Regions from separate parts of the Homo sapiens genome. Here all the other regions are linked to region 1. Evidence: chromatin contacts called from ENCODE Hi-C or POLR2A ChIA-PET data. All regions are on one chromosome and are shown on one strand. The core of a region is the stretch at or near the end of the contact, and the rest is flanking DNA. Distances in the headings are between cores, read along the strand shown.

The links. A loop is a pair of places that touch in the nucleus more often than their neighbours do. ChIA-PET counts read pairs that join two places held with the same protein, here RNA polymerase II (POLR2A). Pooled maps may share reads with other maps.
Region 2: a loop to region 1 is called in a pooled map, with 4 times the contacts of the local background. The contact joins the promoter of KYNU here to the promoter of ACVR2A in region 1. A Hi-C loop is called at or near these places in 4 of 50 pooled maps.
Region 3: a loop to region 1 is called in a map of naive thymus-derived CD4-positive, alpha-beta T cell, with 20 times the contacts of the local background. The contact joins the promoter of ZEB2-AS1 here to the promoter of ACVR2A in region 1. A Hi-C loop is called at or near these places in 1 of 168 maps with a recorded cell type or tissue (naive thymus-derived CD4-positive, alpha-beta T cell) and 6 of 50 pooled maps. POLR2A ChIA-PET finds 5 or more read pairs at or near these places in 1 of 52 experiments (HEK293T).
Region 4: a map of CD4-positive, alpha-beta T cell shows a loop between it and region 1 (6-fold over the local background). The contact joins the promoter of QTMAN here to the promoter of ACVR2A in region 1. A Hi-C loop is called at or near these places in 3 of 168 maps with a recorded cell type or tissue (CD4-positive, alpha-beta T cell, CD4-positive, alpha-beta memory T cell and naive thymus-derived CD4-positive, alpha-beta T cell) and 8 of 50 pooled maps. POLR2A ChIA-PET finds 5 or more read pairs at or near these places in 1 of 52 experiments (activated CD4-positive, alpha-beta memory T cell).

The regions. Positions count from the first base shown.
Region 1 is chr2:147,843,703-147,846,402 of GRCh38, reverse strand. It overlaps ACVR2A (activin A receptor type 2A), which reads right to left and starts at 1,374. Exons shown (of 11, transcript NM_001616.5): 1 at 1,196-1,374. The coding sequence starts at 1,250. RefSeq lists silencers at 933-1,012, 1,768-1,877, 1,958-2,147 and an enhancer at 2,274-2,700.
Region 2 is chr2:142,876,280-142,878,979 of GRCh38, reverse strand. KYNU (kynureninase) reads right to left here and starts at 1,316. Exons shown (of 14, transcript NM_003937.3): 1 at 1,244-1,316.
Region 3 is chr2:144,518,339-144,521,038 of GRCh38, reverse strand. ZEB2-AS1 (ZEB2 antisense RNA 1) reads right to left here and starts at 1,425. Exons shown (of 4, transcript NR_040248.2): 1 at 1,365-1,425; 2 at 929-1,080; 3 at 754-824; 4 at 140-285. It overlaps ZEB2 (zinc finger E-box binding homeobox 2), which reads left to right and starts at 920. Exons shown (of 10, transcript NM_014795.4): 1 at 920-1,100.
Region 4 is chr2:144,331,206-144,333,905 of GRCh38, reverse strand. QTMAN (queuosine-tRNA mannosyltransferase) reads left to right here and starts at 1,394. Exons shown (of 12, transcript NM_001376312.2): 1 at 1,394-1,467. RefSeq lists an enhancer at 761-1,338 and a silencer at 1,120-1,719.

The sequences.
Region 1 (2,700 bases), core at 125-2,624:
CAAACACACACACACACACCCCACAGAGGTACACAAAGAAGACTACCACCCTTTAATTTTCCTGTGGCAAACGAGATAAAGACATGGCCATGAAACCTGTCAATTCGCCCCCGTTTCCAAGAGTCCCCCGTAATTCTATGCCACAAGCTTGTAACTGAATATTAAATTTTACAATAAATAGATCCAATGAGACTTATTTAAAATGTTTCATCTATTGAACTAACTCTCCTGTTATGTACATCTGCACACCTTTCAGCTAGATGCTGTATTTATTTATAGAATTTCAAATACAAAAGACTAGATAGTTTTTCCAACCACTGGTTGCAACCATAGAACGTCCTCACAAAATCAAAATTTCCAATATAAAATGGCCCGTTTATTCCCCCAACCTTGAGCTAAAACCTATTTTATGAGTGTACTATATTTAACAAAAACAATTTCACATGGGTTGTTCTAAACCGAAAACAATGCTTCAATACAAAGCGTTTAAAATAAGTATTCCGTAGGTAAGCAAAATCTATGCCCCAAAAGAGCACACAAATGGTGGTTGAACGCCAGCACATTACCAATACCAAGCGGCATACCTCTTCTGCACTGGGTTATAGTTAATACTCCAACAACAACTACAACTATTTTTAACACTGCTGGACGCTGAAGTTGAAGAAAACGTGAGGGGAGACCCAGATTAAATTGCTGATAGGATGTATTGTTTCCCACAGCCAAAATTAAGCAGCAACTGGCTTGATCTATGTCGTGATATTCACCGGTGAAGCACTAATTAAACGATGACAAAAAGCAACCCTTGTTTTGGAGGAGCCCACACTAAATACTCCTTTCAGATCTCAACCTTTGCATAAATTGTCACTTGTGGTATTTGCGGCTTAATTGCAACCCAACCAGCGCTGTCATCCAGTGTTATGGCCACAAAACATGACTTTCTCACTTCCACAACAACACAGCACTCACTCTTATCAGCTCGCCGACCCAACTCAAAAAGAGAAAAATGCATGGAGGTTTCCAGATCACAATCAGACCTGGGGGCGGGGGGGGGGGGCGGTGGCAGCCGAGGGGCGCAGGGAGTGGGCAACCTCCCCAGGCTCCACTGGACTCTCCGACTCAACACCAGCCGCGGCCCCCAGCAGCGGCCGCCGCGGCCGCAGGAGCAGCCCCACCGCGCCGCGCTCCCTGCACCTACCTGAAGAACAGGAGATAAGAAAGACGGCAAACGCCAACTTTGCAGCAGCTCCCATTTTCCCGAGGCGCCGGGGAATCCGGAGGAAGTTCTCGCTAGATATCCAGTTCCCTGGGTCTTCCTCGGAGACAAACCTCCTGGTGTAAAATCAACCGTCATAAAACATATTCGGAAGCCCAGACCAAAAAAAAAAAAAAAAAAAAAAAAAAACGCTCACTGGGTTAAAAAAAAAAAAGAAAAAAAAGAGCACAACGATAAAAAATAAAATGCACCACGGGGGAAAAACCGCCACACACACGCACAACACACAAAACCAAACAACGAAAAGCCAACAACAACAAAAGCGGGTTTAAATCACTGTCAAAATCACTGTCAGCTCCGCTCGCCTCTCCCGTCTCTCGGAACAAAACGCCAGGCTGAGGCGACGAAGAGGCGGCGGCGGCAGCGGCGTCCGCTGCCGCCCGGACAGTCTGGGAACTGACTGGGTCCGATGTCCGGACCGACCTTCAACCCAGACACCTAAAGTCCGAGGACCACTGGCGGCCGAGCTCGCGGCGGTGGCGGCGAGGCGGCTGCGGCGCGGGGAAGGGGCGGCGGGCGGCAGCGGCGGCGGCGGTGCAGGCGGCGGCCAAGTTCTGGTCCAGGCTCTGGCTCCAGCTCCGGGCTCCGGGCTCGGCCGCGTTTTCGGTCTCCTGGCCTCCGCCGGGCTCCGCCCCCCAAACTTCCGGTTCCGGCCCGAAGCTGGAAGCCAGGCGCAGCGGAGGAACGCTCGGCGGCAGCGGCGGCGGCGGCGGCGGCGGCAGCGGCGGCCGGGCGCAGCGCGCGTGCCGGGCCGGGAGCGCGAGGAGATTGTCGGGGAAGCGAGGCGGGAGCGGGGGAGGGGTGAGAGAGCGAGGGCGGGGCGGAGTGGAGGGCGAGGAGGCGGGGCGGACGGAGGCTCGATACCGCGAGGCCTCGGCGTCCGGCCTGCTTGGGCTAGAGATACCGCGACAAAGGGGCGCGGGCGCCTCAAAGTCCCTAAGCTGTGGCTGGGCTGTGGCCGGGCGAGTAGATGCGGGCTAGGCCGGGCACGACCCGTTTCCAAATCGCGTCCGACGGGCCTGTCTGGAGCGCCCACCCAAAGGGTCAGGAGAAGCCCAAGAGGAAGAGGACCCCGAGGTGGGGCGAGTGGCCAGGGACTTCTCCAAGGGGCGTCTGCGGCGCCCAGTCTTTCCTCTGGGGGGACGCCTCGTCCGCTCTGATACCGAGGAGTCGGTGGAAGGCGGACGTGGGAGCTGTTTCGCCGCGCCCGCCGAGCTGCCCAGGCGAGCTCGCGACGCGCGAGCTGGTGTGTGCGCCCCCAGACTTAGCACTGCGTCCCACCGCTGCAGCTTCTGCACACGCGTGCTGTCTTGGTGACTAGAAAAGAAAAAGAAAAAACTCACGGAGGAAGGGCTGTCCACCCGCTCAGGATATTCACGCCATTTATCACGATGCGCAACTTGAATCCATTCCCGCCGTTCCTTTTA
Region 2 (2,700 bases), core at 67-2,566, 5.0 Mb after region 1:
CGGGGGACATACATACCATATGGTCTCAGACAAATCACCTAACTGCTCTGTATGTCAATGTTATTTAAAGTTAAATTTTACTTTCTTCAAAGGATTATGGTTAAGCTCAAATGACATTAGGTCCTTTATAAAAAGATAAAAGATAGTTTGTAATATTTTTTTAAATTATCAATACCTTCTGATGGACAGCATCAATGTGCCTTCGATTTAGGTTTGGAAATTGTGCTTTCACAATTTTATTTAGACAGCTACAACTTTAAAGTAAAAAGCTTGTATAATAATTAAAAACTGATTGATTTTAACGAAATCACAGAATTCAGAATCTCCTAGTCACCCACTGATTTAGGGCTAAATAGTTAAATAAATGACTGAGTGTCTGGTAGTTAATCTTTACACAGTTTCACATTCATGCCTGAAATAAGCAAATTGTACATAGGAGTTCAAAGTTTAGAACCTGACTTAAAAATATGTTGAGAAAGCGTGTAGTTTTTCATTAGTAAAGAAAAAAGGAAAAACAATATGCATATTGAGCAAGATTCTTTAAGCATATCATTGAGAAATGGGTAACATTACTCTGCTACGAGTGTATATTTCATATCTAGGATATGAATTACTTGCTGAACACGTTAAGAAAATCAATACATTTGCTTCAGTGTTACTACTAAATAACACCCCACTGGCCTCAAAATAAAAGCAGAAAGGAAAAAAGAAAATCTAGTATATTTTTAAAAAGTGTATCAACTTTCTTTTCTTAGGTTTCATAAAATGAAAGGGGAAGAAACTCTGTTCAAGAGTAGGCATTTTCACTTCTCTAAATAAATATTTAATATGACTACTAGCAGCATAAGACAATTAAAGTTACCAGAAAACAGAGGACTTAAAATCTGTTTAAGAATATCTTTCCCTCGTCTGGAGTTTGACCTAATCTTACCGCTTAAACTCAAATAAGAACAGGACTAACTTTGGTTTGTCAAATGTAACCATATTCAGTGCACTATGTTCATCAGTTCTTTTCTATTACATTAGTAAAGATCTTTTCATTTAACCCATTTCTAAAGGTGGGGCCTTTAGGAAGGTCATACCATTTTTATTTACAAAAAGAATATATATAAAAAAAGAAGAGAGTAGCAGAAAAAAACCTCTAAAACACTATGACAAGGATTCTAGCTGACAGAAGTTTCATTTGGAAAAAACATGGAGTAAACATTAGGGTAGAGAGTTTTTATCAGCGCCTCAAGCTTACCAGCTAGGATCCCAATGGAGTGTTTGGCTCCCAGAATCTCTCCAAGAACCTCTCAAGAATTCCTTGAAAATGTACAGGCCAGATCTTAGGGTGAGAAATTCAAAGAACTGCTCAGACTCCACCCAGTGGAGAATTTATAAATATTTTACTTTACTTCCTCTCCCCTAACCAATCGGTAATCTCCAGCCACTGTCAGAAATTTAAGCAACATGTGCTCCTGCCCACCATTTCAAATGCCAGAGCCTCCAGTGAGGGCTTCTTTCCAGAGGCAACTTTGCTCTTTAAACTCAGGTAAACACACACTTGTCCTTTAACTATATAAATCTCTGACCCCTGAACTGATGAGTTGGTCTTAGAGCTAAATTCCAAATTTTGCCTTTCTTCTTCACTTTGAGCTCTGGATTTTTGAGACAATACCCTCCTTCAAATACACTGAGGATTTTCAGTCTGATGGTTGAATCTATGACATTTAATGGGTAAACTTTTTAGTCAAAAGTTTAAAATAGGCTCTCAATTCCAGAATACACTCTATTGCCTAATATGTGAGTTTTCAAAAACTCCTAGGTAATAAATCTGGACAGTTAACAAGACAATGAAGGAAGAAAGATCTGAAGATTCAAGTGGAAACTAGCCTGGCAAACTTCATTAATGCAAATTATTCATTTAAGTCTGTGAATTGTCTTTTGTTCTAGTCTGACTACCTCTTTAGGCTTATTCCTGAGCTTGGGTCTTTTGATGAATATCCTTGTAGTTATAAAAACTAAGAGCAAAGACTTTCGATATTAGGACTAGGGATGAAGAATGTGCTTGAATAATTGAATGACTTATGCACACCTATGCTTTATTTAGTAACCCACAACAAATCAAGTAAAGTGTCATTTAATCATTTCTATCAAGTGTTCATTGTATAACCCTGAGCAATTCACTTAACCCTTGTGGAGGCTCAGTCTCCTATTTATCAAATGAACTTAATAATACCTTCCTCCCAAGATTACTGAAACGATAAAACCATGCAGGTTGAAGGCCATAGATACCATGACACTCAAGTCAAAAGTGACATATTGTCTTTTTTTTAATCTTAAGTAACCAGACAAAAAGTACTACTCTCCAGTTTCCAAGAGAGGGAGATAAAGTGCATGAAATTGCTTTAATACGAGTAATTGACCAGTGAAAATAAAATATATTTCACTTCATTGATCCTATCCTTACAATAATCCTATAAAGTAAGTAGACTACCAATTGATTAACTTAGAATAGTAAAAGTTTGAATCCATTCAGGAAATTTCAGAAGGTGTACTTTTTTTGCATCTATTCTGTGTATGCCTCATGCTGTAAAAACTTTGGAAGATTACCAGGCTCTAATATATGGGGAGCGAACCAGAGGGCGGATCTGTGTCATTTTTGTGTCACTCTTTTAAAGACTGACTATAGATTTAGAGAGCTAGATATGGACATTA
Region 3 (2,700 bases), core at 176-2,675, 3.3 Mb after region 1:
ATGCTCTCCCTTCCCTGCTAAGTTTCTCTATGGCCTTTCTCGTTTCTCCTCCTGCCTCCCTACACACTCTCCCTTACTTTGTAGTGAGGTCTCCCCGAGGTGTAGAGAGATTCAGAGATCGGCCAACCGAGTGTTCTATTTTAATTTACTTAGAGACCCTTTATTAAAATGCCAAACTACTTTTTAATATTGGGATCCAGTCCAGAAATTCATCATGCACACACCCTAATACACATGCCCTAAGATGCAGCTCCCATGCAGCATTTTTTTTTCTGGCTCTGGTACCTAAAAAGAAAAAAATAACAATAAGAGAAAGGGCAGAGAACTTTGTTCCAGAAGCTGTACTGAGATACCTACACAATTTGATGTGCATCTCAAATCTGGTCATTAGAGATATCTGTATAAGAAGAGACTATCTGGATTGAGGACCCGGGATCTTTCCCTTTAACTTTCGCCCCTTGGAGTTCTCCAGTTCTGTGAATGGTGTGCACCGTTTTCCGCCCTGTACTCTGTAGGATTTAGTGATGAGGATAATGATGCCAAAGGCTTGACGGGCGGGGAGGGGGGGGTGGAGGGGGGGAGAAGGGAGGGAGGGGGGAGGGAGGCGAAGGCGAAAGGGAGGGAGAGGAGGAAGGGAGGGAGGTGGAATTTCATTTCTTCCACTAAAGCGTTTGCGGAGACTTCAAGGTATAATCTATCCCAGATCCTTTCCCAGAGAGAAACTTGGCGATCACGTTTTCACATGATGCTCACGCTCAGGGCGCTTCAATTATCCCTCCCCACAAAGATAGGTGGCGCGTGTTTCAGGGTCTCTCGTCTCTCTCCTACAGAAAAGAAAAAGAAAAAAATGTCATTAGAAGAGGCGTAACACGTCAGTCCGTCCCCAGGTTTGTGTTTCCTGGAGTGGCCGAAAGAGATCAGTTCTAACCTGCTCTGCAGGAATAACGGTCCTGCCTCCCGACACTCTTGGCGAGGTTTTTGTACAGTTTGCTCCGGGAGCTGTTTCTTCGCTTCCACCTTTTTCTCCCCCACACTTCGCGGCTTCTTCATGCTTTTTCTTCTCACCATTTCTGGCCAAAACTACAAACAAGACTTCGCAGGTAGGTTTTTTTTCCTCCCCTTTTCTCTCTTTTTATCCCTTTTTGGTGTGCTCGTCCTCCATCCTCCTTTTCTAATTTTCTCATTTTGAGTGGGGATGTGAGTCTGAAGTGAGAAGGGGTGTCCGTGGGTAGGAATTTCAGGTGGGTTTAGCTCCTTTATGGCAAGCTTTTCTCAAGAGTGGCTTCTTCGCTTTCTCTTACACTCACACTCTCTCTCCTTGCTTTTCTCTCCTTTTTCCCTCCCCCAAATAATTTCCCCTGTACCTGTTCATTCAGGTAACCAAAGGTGTCCTTTGCTATCCAGCCCAGGAAAAGTTTTATTGAGAATTATATGGCTGGAATAAAAACTCATCAAGGGGAGAGGTCCTGCTCTATTTTCGCATCTAGTTCCAATTCATTATATTCAGCAATTAGGACTTGGCAAATACCTGTTAATAATTACAAAACTTGGTCAGTTACAGACCTACAAATTCGGGGGCAAGTCTTTCTCTTAGACATGGCAGTTCATCCTCTCCCACCGAGAAGGCTGTTTTCTAAGCAGAAAGTTGTCTGTTTTTGTCTGCTTAGCGAGTTTCATTTCTTTATTTCATTCTTTGTGTGTGTATGTGTGTGAAGTAACACCTCACTTCTGTGATTATAAATAAAGAAGTGAAAGTCCTCATGGAACTTGAGTCGTTTACCAAAGTGGAGGGGGGGGCACTACAGCTGGGAAGAAAACTGCTGTCAGGATATCAGGGTTTTAAATTAGGATAACTTTTAAAATTGTATTTTTAGTGGCAAAGTAATATAGACATGGATTTAATAGAAGACACATACACACATATATCCCATTCCATACTTTGGCACTGAAAAGTCGAGAGAGAGATAGCAGGAGTTCCCAGGAACAGTGATGAGCCCGGCTAACATGAATGTGTTTATCTCCCACCTACTGATATATTTTACATGCTCCCCCTGTAATGATGAAGGCAAGATTACTAACTCCAGACTTAGGAGTAACAGGCAAAGATAAAGTTTACAGCACAAATGCCCTGTCTCTCTCTCTCACACACACACATGCCCATAAAACTAGCAACTTACTTTATTAAACATGTATTTATATGCAGTCGTGTGTCTCAGGATGAATATAGACAGGCCAGCTGTTTCATCCCAGACACTTGTGTGACCATTTCTTTATTTCAGGATTTCCCCTAACAATTTCAAATCAATAGGACAAGGAAAGAAATGATAAAATATGTCAAACTTAAAAGTCTCCTACTATGTATGCCTAGGTAAATTTAAGGTGCTTTCTAAAATATCCACTTCCCCTTCTCTCTGCCCCCCTCCCTTCACCCCTCTCAGCAAATGTGTGGAAACTGATACTCACTTTCCAGGTTTTCTGCAAAGCTTCTAGCACAGGAGACAATAGGTGTGGGGCGTGGGGACTGAGTGTGCCCGGCAGAGAAAGGGTTAATGGCCCTTGTGTTACAGTTTGCATCTGTTACATCTTTTATAGCCCCCTGTTTAAACTAATCCTCGAGGCACAGCATCTTCCCAACCTCCACCGAGTTTTCAGGATTCTCCTCCTCTCCTGCCTGCCTCCGAGGTCCCCCTTCTCCAAGTT
Region 4 (2,700 bases), core at 145-2,644, 3.5 Mb after region 1:
TTCAATTCAACAATGGTTTTAAACTTTGAATGTCCACACAGAGCTGGATTTTGTTTGGAACGGAAGATAGTTTCGACGCTTCAATTTAAGGATAAGAATGTTTACTCACATAACTTAAAGCAACTTGTGGATATAAGTACAAAGACCTAATCGATTTCCTTTATTTTGGTATGTTTCCTAATTCATTTCCACATCACAGCCTAACTCTTCCGAGTTGCAGTTTTAAAAATGAAGTTACTTAATAAACCAGACATCCAGTTATATTTGCATGTTTTGCCTTCACCAGAGTCATTTAACCTACAACCTCCTTCCAGATACAAAAACCTTTACTTTAGAAAGGATCCTTTACTTCATAAAGGAATTTAACGAAGGGACACATTCCTCACTTTACAGTCAAGAACACCTGGGACTTCCTGGTACTCTTTCTACTATGTATTCTATAAATAAAAGAGCTAAAGTGAAATTAGGTCGCAGCGAAAAAACATCCAACATTTGTGAATTTTAAGCCCCAACAGAAAATCCCATTCCTTGAAATTCAAGTGGCAATGAGAATATTATTGCATAAGGAAAATATAGATGGAACTATGCAAGTCAAATGATGGTCTCCACTGCTGTCGCTTTGCTTTGTGATTTTTAATTACTCAATGTGACTCTCCTCGTGTAAATGGGACCGCGAATATGCAATTATTGAATACTCAAACTGCATCAGAAGTGTGTGGAGTAGTCAGAACCGAAAGGACGGGAAAAATGGAGATAAAGGAAAGCATGAGCCTTGCCAGGAGGGAATCGAGGAGGTCCAGAAGGAGGGATATTAAGAGGCATTGGCAAAGCAGCTGTGGAGGAGCTCCGGGCTGCAGAGCAGGTAGAGGTGTCGGCAAGGGAGCCAGGAACCCGCACAGGGGCCCTGAGGCTCTAGTAGGCCGGGGAGTGGACCAGGAAAGGAGATGCAACGGGCCGGCTGGAAAACTGCACGGGGAATCCGAGGTCGACCTAATGAACAGCACAGACCTTCCAGAAGGAAAGAGAAGGTGACTATGCGAGCTTAGAACAGGACTAGGAGGTTGGGGAAAGAGTACGAAAAAGCTGAAAGGGCGGACAGGGTGCTGACGAGATGGGAAAGGGCGCACAGGGAGGTGGGGAGCAGTGCGAGGCCGGGGGACAGTGGGCAGGTGCGAGGAGCCGAGCCCGCGGGCTGGGGCGGAGCGATTCGCGCGGGCGGGAGCGCCGCTGACTCAGGGACCTCGCGCCAGCGGAGTCCGGGCGGCGCAGAGAGGCGGAGCCTCGATTGCGCGGGCGGGCCGAGGGGCGGGACCAGCGCCTGACGCGCCCGGAGGCCGAGGCGGCCGCGGGCCGGGAGGGGCGGCGGCATCCGCGGCGGCCGCGGGGGAGGGGCACGGCGTCAGCGCGTCGCCGGCTGGGCCGCGCCGGTGGCCAGGAGGGAGAGACAAGGAGGAGGAGGAGGAGGAGGTGAGTAGGCTCCGGGCTGGGGAGCCGCGCGGGCCAGCGGGGAGGCGGGGAGCGCGGCCCCTCCCCTCCCCTCCCCGGCGCCCGCCTCGCGGGGCCGCGCTGCGCGGAGATCCCAGAGGGGCAGCAGCGGCGGCTGCGGCGCGGGGAGCCGGGGGCGGGGGGTGTGGGGGAGGCGGAGCTGAGAGCCGCGCGCTTCCCGGGCGCACGCGCTGCGCTCCCTGCGCCGCCGTCCGCACCGCGCTCGGAATGGGGCGTCACGCCGTGGCATTTTGTGCCTTCTGCAAACTGGTCGTGTTCGAATTGCGTTTTTTTGGTGCCTACATGTCGTGCGTGCTGGTTTTCTGCGGCCCGGCGCTCCGCTTCTTCCTCGCGCAGGCTGAGAGGACGGGTGGGGGCACGTCGCCCTCGCGCGGGAGAAGGGAGGCCGGGCGTCCGGGTTGGCCTGAGTTGGCTGGGGTGCTTCGCCGACCACCAGGCTGCCCGGCGCTTGGCCCCTTGCAGTGCGAGCCCCAGGCCTTCCTGACGGAAAGCTTCGCTTCTGGCTCCTAGTCGCCCTCAGTTACCAGACCTCCCCAGCGCCCCACTCCTCTCTGCCAGCCGAGTGTGAAGACCCTCACTGTGCCCCCCACCCCGGAATCCCTCGTCTGAGGATTAAGCACATAACTTCCCATTTTCATCGGGATCCAGACAATCCCATTCTGTCCAGGTGGAAAGATTCTCTGAATTTAAGTCTTGGGAATGCAGCAGCGAAATTTAACCTTTAGTCCCGAAGTAGTTTTTTTGCCTTCTCTCGCACATACAACTTTTAGAGTCTTCTGACAACTGTGCTGCTTTAGGTTATCTTGAGATTCTTAAGTTAATGCCTTGAGGCCGTGTGATGGGAGTTTCAAAGAGAAGGCTTTTACAGCTTTTCTTCCACCTGTATCGCAGTTTGAAATGGAAAACGTGAGTTGATGATGATTTTCCATACGAGATGGATTTCAGTTTGCAGCCCCGGCTGCCGTGGCTCACTTGGTTATTTGGTGCCTACCCCTGAAGTTGATTTTAAAGCTTAAAATAGTGGTTAGGTAAAGGAGCTGCTGAAAAAGAAGTTCAGTACAATTCAATAGAGCCATTCTATTGGCTTCTATTAACGTGTTTAACCTTAAGCTTTAACCATGACAGGAGTTTCATGTAGGAACCCACATACCAAGTGAAATATTGAATTTTAATTAGTGCGTTCCAGGTCTGACT